Linked DNA regions of Homo sapiens: region 1 is linked to region 2. A link is an interaction called in ENCODE POLR2A ChIA-PET data of the cell type or tissue named here. Cell type or tissue: OCI-LY7. All regions are shown on one strand. Links, peaks and the distances in the headings refer to the core of each region. The heading gives the core; the rest is flanking DNA. Region 1 has its middle 18 kb from the start of STRBP. Region 2 holds the start of LOC124902266 (a long non-coding RNA gene).

Region 1 (8,330 bases), core at 246-8,245, 52 kb after region 2:
AAAAATACAAAAATTAGCCAGGAGTGGTGGCACATGCCCGTGGTCTCAGTTACTCAGAGGGCTGAGGCACAAGAATCGCTGGCTGGAGGCAGTGGCTCATGCCTGTAATCCTAGCTCTTTGGGAGGCTGAGGTAGGTGGGTCACCTGAGGTCAGGAGTTCGAGACCAGCCTGGCCATCATGGTGAAACCCTGTCTCTACTAAAAATACAAAAAATTAGCTGGGCGTGGTGGCAGGTACCTGTAATCCCAGCTACTCAGGAGGCTGAGGCAGGAGAATTGCTTGAACCCAGGAGGCGGAGGTTGAAGTGAGCCGAGATTGCACCACTGCACTCCAGCCTGGGTGACAGAGCGAGACTCAGTCTTGAAAAGACAGAAAACAGAACCCCCATGTGTTGCTGGTGGGAATGTAAACTGGTGCAGCCACTGTGGAAGACAGTGTGGCAGCTCCTCCAGAAGTTAAGGATAGAACTACCATATGACCCAGCAGTTCCACTCCTAGACGTACATCCAGAAGAATTAAAATCAGGGACTTGAACAGATAAGTGTCACTGATGTTCACAGTAGCATTACTCACAGGAGCCAAAATATGGAAATGACCAAAGCATCCATCAGCAGGTGAGTAGATAAAACAAAATGTGTCACAGGCATGCAAGGGAATATTATTCAGGCACAAAAACAAATGACATTTTGACACTTGCTACAATGTGGATAGGCCTTGAAAACATTATATGAAGTGAAATAAACTAAACCCAAAGAACATGCAAGTGTGGTATGATTTCACTTGTATGAAGTACTTAGAATAGGCAACTTCTGGCCAGGCACGGTGGCTCATGCCTGTAATCCCAGCACTTTGGGAGGCTGAGGCAGGTGGATCACCTGAGATCAGGAGTTTGAGACCAGCCTGACCAACATGGTGAAACCCCGTCTTTACTAAAAATACAAAATTAGCCAGGCATGGTGGTGCCTGCCTGTAATCCCAGCTACTTGGGAGGCTGAGGCAGGAGAATCATTTGAACCTGGGAGGTGGAGGTTGCAGTGAGCCAAGATTTTGCCATTGTACTCCAGCCTGGGCAACAAGAGCAAAACTCCATCTCGGGAAAAAAAGAAAAGAAAAGAAGAAAAAAGAATAGGCAACTTCCTAGGGACAGAAAATAGTACAGATGTTACCAGGGGCAGTGGGGAGAGAGGGATGGGGAGTTATTTGTTTAATTGTTACTGAGTTTATGTTAGAGATTCTGAAAAAGTTTGGGGTATGAATAGTGGTGATGGTTACATAACATTGTAAATGTGTTTAATGCTGCTGAATTCTATATTTACAAATGATTAAAATGATGAATACTTTGTATAATTTACCACAATTTAAAAAAAAAATGGGCTGGGCACGGTGGCTCACGCCTGTAATCACAACATTTTGGGAGGCCGAGGCGGGTGGGTTGCCTGAGGTCAGGAGTTCAAGACCAGTCTGGCCAACATGGTGAAACCCTGTCTCTACTAAAAATACAAAAAAAAAAATTAGCCAGGTGTGGTGGTGTGCGCCTATAATCCCAGCTACTCAGGAGGCTGAGTCAAGGGAATTGCTAGAACCAGGTAGGTGGAGGTTGCAGTAAGCCAAGATCATGCCACTGCACTCCAGCCTGGGCGACAGAGTGAGACTCCGTCTCAAAAAAAAAAAAAAAAAAAAAAAAAAAAAAAAAAAACAACGACATATTACAACATGGATGAACCTTGAAAACATTGTTCTGAGTGAAAAAAGGACAGTCATAAAATACCACATATTTTATAATTCCATTTATATAAAATGTCTGGAATAGGCAAATCCATAGAAACAGAAAGTAGATTCACGGTTGCCAAGGGGTTGGGGGTAGGGGAGAATGGAGAATGAAGGCTAATTTTTTTTTTTTTTTTGAGATGGAGGAGTCTCGTTCTGTCGCCCAGGCTGGAGTGCAGTGGCACAACATCGGCTCACTGCAAGCTCCACCTCCCGGGTTCACGCCATTCTTCTGCCTCAGCCTCCCGAGTAGCTGGGACTACAGGCGCCCGCCACCATGCCCGGCTAATTTTTTTTTATTTAAAAAAATTTTTTTTAGTAGAGTCGGGGTTTCACCATGTTAGCCAGGATGGTCTCGATCTCCTGATCTCGTGATCCACCCGCCTCGGCCTCCCAGAGTGCTGGGATTACAGGTGTGAGCCACCGCGCCCAGCTGATTGAAGGCTAATTAACGGGCACAGGATTTCTATATGGGGTGATGAAAATATTCTGGAATTAAATAGTGGTGATAGTTGCTCAATCCTGTGAATACTCTAAAATCCACTGAAGTGTACACTTTCACGGAGTGAATTTTGTGGTAAGTGAATTATATCTCAATTTAAAAAGTTTTACCTTTTAGGGTTATTGGGAAGTTTAAGTGAGATAATTTATATAAATTCCCTAGCACAGAGACTGCCTTGTAGTAAGAACTCATTAAATGCTAAGTAACTCAAATAAATGTTATCTGTTACTATCATTATTACCGTTGCTATTATTATTATTACTATTAGTAGCTAGTGATTTTCATCTGTTCACCTCTCCAGAGCATCAGACCTCTCACCTGCAAGCAGGCATAACAAGACTTTAATTATTTAGGGTTTTGTAGTCACCAGCAACAGAAACCTACTCAGCCTCATGAGTCAAAAAGGGGATTAATAGCAAGCCTGTGGTGTAGATGACTGAATTAAAGGGACAGACTAAGAACTAGACTCAGAAAGAAAAGGCCCAAGGGACAGAATCTACAGAAAAGACCAGCTGAGAAGCCATGGAGTGACTGCAGAAGCAAGAGGTTCTGCATCGGGCTGTCTATGTTCAAATCTAGCTCTACCCATAAACCTGCACGACCTTGTTTTGTTGCCTTGGTTTGTCCATCTGTTAGGGAAGACAGGGAGTATATCAGGGACTCCTTGAAAGAACTGTTTGCAGGATGAAATGAATTAATATATGTACAACTCTTATTGTGCTCACACTTGTAAATTCCCAATAAATACTATTATTACCATCAACAGGACTTTGTCCCTGGGATAATTCAACTCTGCCCATTTTTTTTTCTGATGATGTATAGCTGTGTTCAAGGTTCAAATTCCTAAAGAGTGTGATGAACACCTCTTGCCCAGAGAAGGGTGAAGCATCCTGATTGACAGCCCTGACAAGACCGAAAATACAGGGGCCTGTAGGATGATACCCAGAAGACAATCCAGAAGAAAGGGGAGGGGTGCCTAACAGCAAAACCGACCCAGGCCCCTGCAAATCCCCTCACACAATGTTGTTAGGAGGATTAGAGATAATATGTGCAAAGTGCCTGGCATTCAGTCGCCCTTAATTACTGGGATCCTTATTCTCAGCTTTCTTTATTAGGGGGTTGTGGATTTTCTTTTTTTTTTTTTTTTGAGATGGAGTCTCACTCTGTCACCCAGGCTGGAGTTTAGTGATGCGATCTCGGCTCACTGCAACCTCTGCCTCCCGGGTTCAAGCGATTCTCATGCCTCAGCCTCCCTAGTAGCTGGGACTACAGGCACGTGCCATCACGCCTAGCTAATTTTTTGTATTTTTAGCAGAGACAAGGTTTCACCATGTTAACCAGGATGGTCTCAATCTCCTGACCTCATGATCTGACTGCCTTGGCCTCTCAAAGTGCTGGGATTCAGGTATGAGCCACTGTGCCCGGCTGGATTTTTTATTACCATTGCAATAAACATTTGGGAAGAATTGCAAAAGGCTTCAAATGCCATATTAAGACATCTGCACTTTATTCTGAGAAACAAGCAGAAGGACCATCTCCTGAAAACCGCATGGCATGCTCAGAGTCCCTGAGGACTGTAGTATCCTTTCCTCATGGTCACACAGCCCTGTCCTCTCTCAGCTGTGTGATCATGACCCTAGGCAACTGACCTAACATCTCTGCCTCAGCTTCCCAGTGCATAAAATATGGTCACATTACTGGTTGCTGTAGGGCTTAAATGAGATAGTATTTGCAAAGTACTTAGAACAGTGGTAAGTGCTCAATAAGTTGTAGCAGTTATGGCACATAAAATGAAGTTAAAAATCTCCACCTCACCAGGTTGATGGAAAGATCAATTGGGATCAAAGAAGTTACAGCACTTTGCACATGGAAAAATGCCATGTCCCAGAAAGATGTTTCTTTGATTGTGATCACTGCTGGCAATAAGAAACACCTTTAGTGAAATTACTAGTTTTCCGTAAAATAAAGAAGCATTAAATGCATACATTCAATAATAAGGTGGAATTTGATCAGAAACATTAGACTATGAAAAGGGTGAGTCTAACACTGAGGAAATAAAATATTGATAAATTGATGTTTCAAATAATTAAAGAATGTTCTCATAGCGTCTATTACCAATTTCCCAAAACTTAAAACACAATATCGCTTACTTAATGCTAAAAGGGCACACAGCATAGTTTAGTCTTTCCTTGAAGCTTTTGAATTTCCTTGAAGGCAAGATCAGCAATTTTAAAATACACTTTTGGATCCTCTAGCTGAATGGTTCTCAACCCTGGGTATATATTAGCATCCACTGGGGAGCTTTTAAAAAATACTGTTGCCCGGGTCCCATTTCAGACCAATTAAATCTGAGTGTCTGGTGCTGGAGCCCGAGCACTGGAATTTTTCGAAGCTCCACAGGTAAACTGTTCCTCCTAGCAGTGGCCTAACTCACAGAGGGTGCCATGGTACTTGGAGATGAGACCAAAGAGGTCTGCAGAGGCTGGGCCACAGAAGGTTTCATACACTACAATTCGGAGGCTCAGTGTTATCTCATAAAATGTGGAGCCACTTCCTGTAATCCCAGTGACTCAGGAGGCTGAGGTGGGAGAATCACTTGAGGCCAGGAGTTCGAGATCAGCTTGGGCAACATAGTGAGACATCCATTTCAACAAAAAAGATTTCTTGAGTCCAGTTGATCCAGCCACTGCACTCTAGCCTGGGGGACAGAGTGAAACCCTGTCTCTAAACAAAAGGAAAAAAAGAAGGAGAGCCACTGAAGACTTCTTTTTCTTTTCTTTTTTCTTTTTTTTTTTTTTTTTTTTTTGAGATGGAGCCTCGCTCTGTCACCCAGGCTTGAGTGCAGTGGCACGATCTTGGCTCACTGCAAGCTCCGCCTCCCAGGTTCATGCCATTCTCCTGCCTCAGCCTCCCGAGTAGCTGGGACTACAGGCGCCCGCTGCCACGTCCGGCTACTTTTTTGTATTTTTAGTAGAGACGGGGTTTCACGGTGTTAGCCAGGATGGTCTCCATCTCCTGACCTCGTGATCCGCCCGCCTCGGCCTCCCAGAGTGCTGGGATTACAGGCGTGAGCCACCGCGCCAGGCTGAGCCACTAAAGACTTTTAACAAAATTTTTAATCCAGTGAGAGTTCAAGTTAGAATGACCATTCTGGTGACACGTGGTGGTGCACTGGAGTTGCAAGACTGGAGAAAAAAAAACCTAGAATGGAGGCCACTGGAACTATCTAGATTGTATCAGTTATTTTTACGGTGAAACAAAAGAGCCCCAAAGCTTAATTGCTTTAAAAAACGATTCATCATTTCTCATGATTCTGTGGAATGCCTGGGCAGCTCTTCTGCAGGTCTCTCCTGTGCACCTCATACAGCTGCTTTCAGCTGGCGGGGTGGCTGGGGGCTGGGCTCACCGGCAACAGCTGTGTCTCTCTCTCCAGCGCAGTCTTTCATCTTTGACTTCTCAGCGTGGAGGACTCAGAGCAGTGTTCTAAGAGAGAGGAGGTAGAAATTGCAAGGATTCTTATTTATTTATTTATTTATTTGTTATTTTTATTTTATTTATTTATATTTTTTTGAGATGGAGTCTCGCTCTGTCATCCGGGCTGGAGTGCAGTGGCACGATCTCAGTTCACTGCAACCTCTGTCTCCTGAGTTCAAGCGATTCTCCTGCCTCAGCCTCCTGAGTAGCTGGGATTACAGGTGCACACCACCACGCCTAGCTATTTTTTGTATTTTTAGTAGAGATGGAGTTTCACCATGTTGGTCAGGCTGGTCTCGAACTCCTGACCTCGTGATCCGCCTGCCTCGGCCTCTCAAAGTGCTGGGATTACAGGCGTGAGCCACTGACCGCCCCTGGCCCTATTTTTTATTTTTTTAATTGAGATAGAGTCTCACTCTGTTGCTCAAGCTGGAGTGCAGTGGCACGATCTCCACTTACTGCAACCTCCCAGGTTCAAGCCTCCTGGGTTCAAGTGATTCTCATGCCCCAGCCTCCCCCCAGTAGCTGGGATTACAGGCATGAGCCACCATGCCCAGCTAATTTTTGTATTTTTAGTGGAGACAGGGTTTTACCATGTTGGCCAGGCTGGTCTCAAACTCCTGACCTCAAGTGATGCACCCGCCTCGGCCTCCCAAAGTGCTGGGATTACAGGCATGAGCCACCGTACCCGGCCTCTTACTTATTTTTGAGACAGGGTCTTGCTCTGTTGCCCAGGCTGCAGTGCAGTGGTGTGATCACGGCTCACTGCAGCCTTGAACTCCTGGGCTCAAGCAGTCTCAAGTACCTGGGACCACAGATGCATGACGTGGCACCTGGCTAATTTTTAAATATTTTTTGTAGGGTTGAGGTCTCCCTATGTTGCCCAGGCTGGGCACTCCAGCCTGGGCGACGGAGTGAGACTCTATTTCAAAAAAAAAAAAAAAAAAAGATTAAAGAGAATTTCAAAGCTTTTGGCATGAGCAACTGGGTGAACTGTGGTGACCTTTATGGAGATATTGGGGACCCTGGTGAAGAAGTAGTGAATCACAAGTTTGGTTTTGAGTATGTTAAGTTTGAGATGCCTTTTAGATCTCCAAGTCCAGATGCTGAGTAGGCACTTAGCCACTGAGCCTGGAGTTCAGAGTGGGGCAGCAGATAGAAATTTGAGTATTGTCGATCGTTCTATCAAATCATGAGACTGGATGGATCACAGAGAGTTTGATAGTGGGGCTGTCGGGAGACTGAGCCTTGGGGTACTCCAACATTAGAGGAAGGGATGACAGGAAGGATCATCCAACTCCTTCACAGCCACAGAGACTGAGAAGCAGTGGCTGGTGAGGTGGAGAGATGAGGAGGGGCTGTAGAGTCCTGGTTACCCCGGAAGAAAGTGTTTGCAGCAAAGAGTGGGATTAATGGTGCTGAATGCTACTGAGTCAGGTAAGCTGAGGCCAAAACCGAATTGACCATTTTGATGTGGCAACATGGAAATTACTGGTGACCTTGACAAGATTAAGTGAGTGGGCAGAGTAGAGTGGGTTGAGCAGAGAATAGAATAAATGCAGAGAAATGGGACTGTGCGTGTGTATGCATGTGTGTGTGTTTGTCCTTAATTGGGAGAAGCACAGAGTATTTGTACATCGGTGGAAATAGAAAGGGTAAATTATCAATGACGCAGGAGAAAGGAGGATAATTGCAGTAATAAAGGGCATGGGATCTGGTGGACACAGGGAGCAGCTGGCCTTAGGTAGCATGAGGACAGTTCTTCCGTTGTAAAGGAGTGAAGGCAGAGCATATGAGTTCAGAGGCAGGTAGACTGAAAGATTTGGCAGTAGAAGGGTGTGGAGAGAGTCAGGAACCTTTTGCAAAGTAGAACGAGGGATGAAAGCAGTCATCTCAGGATTTAAGGCATCTCCCGCTGAGCCTGGAGACCATCTCTTATCAACAACCTTTGCCAACACTCTCCCTGTGCCAGGCCCAATGCCAGGCGGAGGGGTTCACAGATGACTCACCCAGTGTCCCTGCTGCTGAGAAGCTCACAGCCTAGGAAGAGAGACAGACCTGTAAACTGACAACTTCAATACGATGTGCTAATAATAAAGACATGTACAAAGTGTTTTGAGAACAAAGAGGGAGTGAGAAACTCTGCCTGGAGGGGTCAGAGAAGGCTCCACAGAGGTGACATTTAAATTAGGCTTCAAGGAAGGCAAGAACATTATCAAGCTCGCTAGAGGAGGAAGGTCGTTCAAGGTGGAAAGAATAGCGTGTGAAAGCCACAGAGATGAGAAAGAGCCTCCATGCTTTCTCTCTGCTCCACCTGCCTCTTTTCTTCTTTCTGCTCCCCCCGCCTCCCGTTTCCCAAGCTGTCATCTCTCAAGCTCCCATGGTTCAAGAGAAGAATTTTCTTTTTGGGAAGTTTAATAAATTTCCGTTTAGCCCGTACTGAGTCATGACAAAGGTGTGTTTCACACTTAAACAAACATCTCAGATGTTATTTTTTGCACTTGAAGAACAAGCTATTTTTAAAGAAATTCAAACTCACTGGGACCTAGCAAGGACAATTTCTGTGACCTGGTTTTAAGAAGTGAG
Region 2 (8,330 bases), core at 139-8,138:
GGCACTATTATGCAGACATGGCACAGGTAAGGAAACCGAGTCCCCCAAAAGGGGATCCCACTTGTCTGGGCTCACAGAGCTGAAACTCACCTCTGGAATTTCTGATCCTTGGTCTTCCAGCCTCTGCCGTTCTATATGGAAGAACAAAGGCCACTTCCCCGTGTGCTCCACACCACGGATTCTTCATGCATCTGTCCATCCACCCACACAGCATCTCTGTGACAAGCATCTTCTATGCACCAGGTCTGGGCTGGGTGCTGGGGACTGAGTGGGGAACCAGAGGCAGAGCCTGACCTTGCGGAGTGTTCAGGCTGGCAGGGGAGCCACACAGTCAATAAACGTGCTCACAAGAAATGAATGCATCTCCATGTGCTAAGCACTGGGGAGAAGCAGCCTGGGAGATCATGAGTGGTGTGACAAGGACTGTCTCTCTTGGGAGTGTTCTCTGGATTCCAGGGAACTCGTGGGCAGAAAATCTGCAGAGATGGACCATGTAGGCTTGGCCTCGGGGGACAGAGGCTAAGAGAAAGTGTGAATTATGCCCCAAAGGAGTCAGCTCACTTGCAGAGGCTGCAGCCACCCTACTTGGCTCCTCCAAGGAGATGGGGTCCTGGGGGCTTGGCTGCAGCAGGATATAAGTGAGGAGTTTATTGAAAATCTACCCCAGATTCACTTTGTGAGACGTCCCAGCTGGGGCCTGAAGCCTCCAAGAACTATATTAGAGCTTTAGGAGAAATAACGAGAAAGATTATTTCAGGAAGAGGGAACGGCATGAGCATACGGCTGGAGGTGGAAAACAGTAGGCAGACCCAGAAAGGTGGAGCAAAGAGAGAAAAAGGAGGAGAAACTGGGTCCCGGCCCTCAGAGACTTCACGGCACCCTGGGGAGACCCGGTTCCCACCGTGCACCAATAACAATAATTGCTGCCCTGTTGCAAGCTGACCCAGTGCCCAGAAAGGGTCACACATGATCTCATTGCATCCTCTCTAGATCCAGGAAGATGTTTACTGCCAGGTCCCACTTTGCAGATGGAAAACCAAGGTCAGAGGGGTTAAATCTGTCACCCAAGAGTGCAGCATTAGTAAGTAAAGGGTCAGCCTACAATTCCATGGTGCAGGGCTCCACAGCCCCTGCCCTTAACACTCCCCTATGTGCCCACAAAACAATCGGAGGAAATCTGGAGGTGATGGGCAAGGCCCATGCCAGCTCCACCTGTGGTCTTATCTGTCTCTCCCACTGAGCTGAGAGCTCATTTACCTCCGTCACCGCAGAGCCCCGCGTGACGCTAGGCACAGATCTGGTGCTTAGGAAGTATTGTGAATAACTCATCATCATAAGAACAAACATTTATAATGTGCTCACCATGGGCGGTGTAAACACAACCCTATGAAATCTATACAGTCATTATTCCCATTTCACAGATGGGGTAACGAAGTCGCAGCAAGTAGTGAAGCCGTGATTCACCAGACAGCAAGTAAATAAATTAACAAGCTAATTAACGAGTGAGTGTAATGATGAATGAATGAATGAGAGTAGAGATGAGTAAATAAGTGAGGGGTTGAGGCCGGGCAAAGTGGCTCACGCCTGTAATCCCAGCACTTTGGGAGGCCAAGACGGGTGGATCACCTGAGGTCAGGAGTTCAAGACCAGCCTGACCAACATGGTGAAACCCTGTCTCTACCACATACCAAAAAATTAGCCAGGCGTGGTGCCTGTAATCTCAGCTACTTGGGAGGCTGAGGCAGGAGAATTGCTTGAACCTAGGAGGCGGAGGTTGCAGTGAGCCGAGATTGCACCACTGCACTCCAGCCTGGGCAACAAGAATGAAACTCCATCTCAAAAAATAATAAGTGAGAGGTTGAAGTGGGGATGGAGAGGGTGAAGATGAGGTATAGGTCTTGGCAGCATGGAGAAGAGGTGGAGGCCCTTCTTCTTTCCATCCCCACCTTGTTCCCCTCCAGCCCCCAAGGAAAGGCCCCTTTTCATTTCCTCTCAGGGCGCCTGATACTCTTTGCCAGACTGTTGCCTAGCAACAGTGCCCTCTACGGCCAGCTCCACCCACTTCAGACGCCAAGGCTAGGGGTACACAGCCAGCTCTGAGGGCCTGGCCTTTGGCAGGCAGGGAGTGGGGGGCCCTGGGCTCCCAAGTTGTGAGAAGGAGGTCAGAGAGCAGAGAGGAGCCTGGGTGGGCTCTGAGACTGGAGGCAGTGACCTGCGAGGAAAGGGAGTGTGTCCTGGGCACCAAGCCATGGCATCTAGTTCAGGGCCCCTCTGCTTCCTCAGAACACCCCGTGGGGTCGCATGATCACCCACGTGACAGATTCTGAAGACAACTCTGCCTTGTGTAGGGGAGGGAGGCCATGTCAGGCTGCGCGTAGCAAGAACCACGGGGCCTTGAGTCTGAAGTCTGAGTTTGAGTAGAGCTGGGATGAGTCACTTCCCTTCCCGAATCCACTTCCCACACCTGAAGAATGGAGACATGGTACCCACTTCCCGGGGAAGTGTGTGAGGATAGAGCAGGAACACGGGAAGGCTTGGTACTGGGAGGGTACGGATTATTTTTATAAGCAAGGAGTGTGACATCTATTTTTAGAGGAGAAAGAATTTCGTTACAAAGAACTCTCCTAGTCCCCTCCCAGAGTGGATGGGCTGAGGTGCGGGGGAGCAGTAGGCCCGGAGGACTCCCTGAAGAGGTGGCCTGGGGATTCCTGGCAGAGGGAACGGCCTGTGCAAAGGCCTGGAGACACGCGACTGAAGCGCGCCTAACAATGGCTACCATGGATTCGTGGGCAGGCGCCTGTACACTCAATCCTCACGGCAGCTCCAGGACACTGGAGTTAGTGCTCCTGTCTCACAGGAAAGGAAACGTTGGCTCAGAAAGGTAAAGAAACTTGCTTGAGGTCACGCAGCTGGTGAGTAGCAGAGCTACGTCCGGTTCGCTTTCCCCTGGTTATGCACTCGGGGAAGAAAGTGGCTCAGACGCGGGGAGTGGAGAGAGCCAGTGGTGAGAAACGCAGCTGCGGTGCGCAGTATCATTCCTACATGTAATCCTTCTCGGGAGGGCCTGGACCCATGGCGAAGGAGCCCGGGCTGCGGGCAGAGGGTAATAGGGAACCATCGATGGCTTCTGAGCTGAGACAGAAGTGACCGAGGCCGTCCCTCGGTGCTGTCCTGGGCCATCCGGCTCCGCCTCCTACACTCTCCACTCTCTGCATCCACCACCCTCCACCCCCGCTGCTTCTCAACCGCACTGAGAAACCATGTGTGACGGTGGAAAATGTAAAAATATATATGCAACCGAAAAACAACATCGGGCTGACAGCACACAGCTATAAATACTCTGACGGGTGCAGAAACGCTCCTCCGATCCTGCTTCCTGCCGCCTGAGGAGCGGGGGCATGGTGTTTGACAGGTGGGGTGGGGGGACTCAGGAAGGGAAAAGGAAAAGGGACAACTATTCGTGGACCTACTCTGTGCCAAGCACTTCGCAAGCGTTACGTCACCAAGTCTTCGCAGAACCCTCGAGTGACTCACCACCGTTATTCCTGTTTTACAGATAAGGAAACCGAAGCACAGAGAGGCAGGTCATCTGGCTGAGGTCACACAGCCACACGGCGAGAGAGCAGTGAAGCTGGAGTTCCAGCAAGCTCCACCTGGCGAGAATTCAAGCCCTGCCATGGGCCACCTCTCTGGAGGAAGAGAAAGCCAGCTTCAGACTCTGCCTCTCTCAATCCTTATACAAGGCCAGAGAGCGCTTGAGGCTTCCAGGCACTCCTATGCTTACACACCTTCCATGGCTCCCAGCTGCCCTCCAGATAAAGAACAATCTCCTCAGTGTGGCCCTTGAGGTCCTGTGATCTGGCCTCTGTCCACCACCAGGGCCCCCCTCCTGGCCAGATCTCTGAGCCTCGGCCAAGCTGACCTGCTTCTCTCAGGGCCTCAACAGGGCCGATCTCCATCCCTGCTGTTCCCTTGGTCCAGCATGCTGTTCCCCTCTAGTTGCTTCTCCTTACCCTGGGGGCCTCCACTCAAATGCCACCTCCTCCACTGGCCGGACGCTGCCATTAACCTGCTCGAGTGCTCTCCCTGCAAAACTCAGCACAGGCTGGGCACAGTGGCTCATGCCTGTAATCCCAGCACTTTGGGAGGCCGAGGTAGGATGACTGTTCGAGCCCAGGAGTTCAAAACCAGCCTGGGCAACAAAGTGAGATCCTGTCTCTATTTTTTAAAAAATTAGCCGGGCGCAGTGGAGCACAACTGTAGTCCCAGCTACTCAGGAGCTTAAGGCTAGGGGGTAGCTTGAGCCCAGGAGTTCGAGGCTGCAGTGAGCTGTGATCACATCACTGCACTCCCACCTGGGTAACAGAGCAAGACCCTGTCTCAAAAAAAAAAAAAAAAAAAAAAGACCCATAGCACAATTGTAATCATGTGGGTCATTGTGGGGTGGTGAGTCACAGCTGGTGAGTGGCAGAATCAAGACCAGGTCCAGGTGGTACAGCCACAGAGCTGGTGCCCCCAAGTACTCGGCTGCTCACACGGGCCCCAAGAGACCTCCTCACTGGCAAGAGGAAGCCACCTCCTCTCAGAAGAATGAGCAGGGCTAGAGTACAGTGGCACAATCACTTCTCACTGCAGTCTCGAACTCTCTGGCTCAAGCAATCCTCCCACCTCAGCCTCCTGAGTAGCTGGGACTACAGTCGTGTGCCACCACACCTAGCTAATTTTTTCTATTTCTTGTAGAGGTGGAGTCTTCCTATATAGCTCAGGCTGGTCTCAAAATCCTGGACTCAAGCAATCCTCCTGCCTCAGCCTTCCAAAGTGCTGGGATTACAGACATGAACCACCGTCCCCTGTAACTACTGTTTAAGAAAGTAAAAAGATGCAGAAGAAGTTAATCTAATATTTTGTTTAACCCACTATACTCCAAATATCATTCCTACATGTAATCAAGATAAAAAAAATTATTAATGGCTGGGTGCCATGGCTCACGCCTGTAATCCCAGCATTTTGAGAGGCCGAGGCAGGCGGATCACCTAGGGTCAGGAGTTCAAGACCAGCCTGACCAACGTGGTGAAACCCTGTCTCTACTAAAAATGCAAAAATTAGCCAGGATTGGTGGCGTGTGCCTGTAGTCCCAGCTACTCAAAAGGCTAAGACAGGAGAATTGCTTGATCTTAGGAGGCAGAGTCTACAGTGAGCCAAGATTGCGCTGCTGCACTCTAGCCTGGGCAACAGAGCAAGACTCTGTCTAAAAAAAAAAATAATAATAAATAAATAATCATTGAGATATCTTACTTTCTTCCATACTAAGTCTTCAAAATCCAGTGTGTATTTCACACTTGTAACACATCTCAGTTTGGAACAGCTGCATTTCAACTGCTCAACAGCCACATGTGGCCAGAGGCTACTGCACTGGGCAGCACAGTGCTAGACTATAAACTCCATGAGGGCAGGGACCAAGCCATACCCACAATTATTAAATCTAGCATCTGACACAGAGTGGACACTCAAGAAATGTTTGTTGACTGACTAGCTGAATGAAAGAATGAATGAACAAATGAATGAAGGAATGAACAAATGATCTAAGGCCTTCTCAGATCTGAAGCCACACTCCCAGCACAGGCCATGGGAAGGGCATGGAGATGAATTCCAGCCCCACCTCTGCACCCACTTCTCTGAGTGACTGTAAGTACCTCCACTTTTGGGGCCTCAGTTTCTCCAGCTGGTCAATGGCTGGGGGGCTGGACTCTTGTGATTTTTCTGGGCTCTCACTAGAGGACTTTACCCAGAAGATGGGAGTTGGGCCCTCGGTGAAGTTCCCTCCTCCATGCCACCCCATCACCCTACTCTCCCTCCACCTGTAAGATAGGAGATCTCAGGAAAGGCCTCCAGGTGGCCTTCTGTACAGAGTGGAGCCACACCCAAGAGGGGAAAGCTGAGGCAAGGCTTGGTACCTTGGCACAGGCAGCAAGGCCAGGGTGGGGGTGCTGAGGCTTGGCCTCCTCCCTCCAGCATCATCACCCCCACACCTCACATTTGTTCAGAGTTGAGAAGAGAGCAGGGCGGGGCTTATCCTTTCAGTTCTGCAGAGAAGGATAAAAGAGACCGAGAGACATGCCAAGACCAGTCTGAGGTCACATGGGGGGCATGACAGAACTGGCTACTGCCCTAGACCTCTGTTTTTCTCATATGAAAAATGGATACAAAATGTGTCGTCATCCTATCAAACATCAATGCCTCAAATCCAAGCTCCACTACTTAACAGCCCTGTGATCTTGGGCAAGGTTTACCTGGCTGTGCCTCAACATCCTTATTTGTAAATGGGTATCATAATAGTGGCAACCTTGCGGGGTTGTTGAACCATTAATGTGTGAACGTATGTAAAGCGCTCATAAGAATATCTAGGACACTGTGAACGCCATATGAGTGATAGATATTATTATCAGCCTTTATCACAGAGCTGTACTGCAGTTTAAATAAAGGAAGAGGTGTGACCAGGGTTTGCAAACTCTGAAGTCCCCTCTGGAGAGGTAAGCACCTTTTGGCTGCAAAGAATGTTGCAAACTATAAAATGCCGTGTGACTTGCAAAGCACTTTGTAAATGTTGCCGCAGTGAGGAGGCTATTGTAGGTTAGCCTTTCATAATCCAAAAAGCACTTCAAAATCATAAATCACTTTGGGGACCGAAGAGCTCTTTGTAGGGGCTTTCTAGACTGTTGAGTGCTGTGCAAGTCAGAGACAAGTGGCCTTTCAAAGACATGAGCAAGAAGCCGGGGGGGAGTGGGGAGAGAAAGAAACCAGCCCCAGAGAATAAAAACAGCAGTCGTTTTCCTCTGCTCTCGTCACCTCCCGTGCCAGCCAGTGCAGAGAAATTCCAGCAGATCTGCAGATTCCTGCGATTCTGTGCTGAGGCCAGGGAGGCCTCCCTGCATCGCTGACTCAGCCAAACGAGAGGGTGTGAGTTAAGCAGGAATCAGCTCCATCTTCCTTGCTTCTGTGCCTCTTCTTTTTTCTTCCTTCTGCCACAAAGGCAATGAACCTGACACCATTTAAAGATTTCCCTCTTTGGCCTCCTGATGACCTTGCCCTGAGGCCCAGACTTGGGCCTGCTCTGGAGACCCAGCCTGGGATGTCTGCCACCCCCATCATGGAAGGAGTAATAGGGCTGTGAGGGCAGAGGGCAGGTGGGGCCAGGCAAAGACCCTGGGCTCCAATCCCAGTTCTGCTATTTCTCATCTATGACCTCGGGCAAGTTCATTTACTTCTCTGAGGCTGAGTCCCTCAGCCATAACATGGGGTTGACAATGCTCATCTTGTGTGTCATCGTTAGGTGGCCTGGTGTGCATGCAAGTTCTGTCCCTTCCTCTAACTGTAGGCATGAGGGCCTTCTGATAAGGGAGAAATAGATACCAAGGCAGCTTCTACAGTGTAGGGGCTTTGAGCATGAGTTTTCAAATCATAAAAACTTGGGTTCAAATCCTGGCTCTGGCCAGGCCCGGTGGTTCACGCCTGTAATCTCAGCATTTGGGGAGGCTGAGGCAGTCAGATCAGATCACTTAAGCCCAGGAGTTCCAGACTAGCCTGGACAACATGGCAAAACCTAGTCTCTATAAAAAATTTAAAAATTAGTTGGGCATGGTGGCACACTCCTACAGTCCCAGCTACTCTGGAGGTTAAGGATTAATGCCTACAATCCCAGAGTAGCAGGGAGGATCGCTTGAGCCCAGGAGACGAAGTTTGCCATGAGCCAAGATCACACCACTGCACTCCAGCCTGAGTGACAGAGTGAGACCCTGTCTCAAAACAAAAAACAAAACAAACAAACAAAACTTCTGGCTGTGCAACAAACCAGCTGTGTGTCTTTAGGCAGGTCATATTACCTTTCTGAGCCTCTATTTCCTTGACCCATAGGATGAGCATAATAGTCTATCTTGTAAAGTGTTTACAAGGACTTGAGACATGATGCATATGGCATGTGTGGCACAAAACCTGGCACACAATCACAGCTCAATGAATGGTCACGATGATTCCCCCACCTCCCCAGGCTAGTTTGACAGTCTCATTGTATTCCATCATATCACACACGTCTCCTTCAGGTGTTTCCTCATGCTTTCAAGTAATAGATTAAAAGCTTCTGGACCCAGCCAGAACCTGCCACCCCTGCTATTTCTGCAAACCCCCCTGAGATCCCTTTTCCACAGCTCACTCTCCTCTACTCATATCTCTATCTGCAATATGTCAACCTCAATGTGAAACTCAACTCCTTCTTGAGCCTGTCACAAGCCAGGCATGAACAATACATCCTCTGCTATAGATTTCATTAACGGGAG

The links. Peaks named below come from ENCODE experiments on the same cell type or tissue, not always from the same donor. Only the 100,000 strongest peaks of a DNase experiment are listed, where the experiment ranks them.
Region 1: POLR2A ChIA-PET joins it to region 2 with 12 read pairs; 5 of 35 experiments call an interaction of 5 or more read pairs at or near these places.

What each region holds. Positions count from the first base shown.
Region 1 is chr9:123,282,187-123,290,516 of GRCh38, reverse strand. No RefSeq gene overlaps it. Among named protein-coding and RNA genes, the nearest start is that of STRBP, 18 kb to the right of the region's middle. In OCI-LY7, for the core only: no CTCF peak of the experiment used is centred there; no DNase peak of the experiment used is centred there.
Region 2 is chr9:123,334,358-123,342,687 of GRCh38, reverse strand. It overlaps LOC124902266 (a long non-coding RNA gene), which reads left to right and starts at 2,638. Exons shown (of 2, transcript XR_007061760.1): 1 at 2,638-2,881; 2 at 3,557-5,287. RefSeq lists enhancers at 2,594-3,603, 4,464-4,623. In OCI-LY7, for the core only: a CTCF peak has its summit at 2,095; DNase peaks (open chromatin) are centred at 2,917, 3,257, 3,607, 4,537 and 3 weaker places; H3K4me3 peaks cover 3,459 bases; H3K27ac peaks cover 6,463 bases.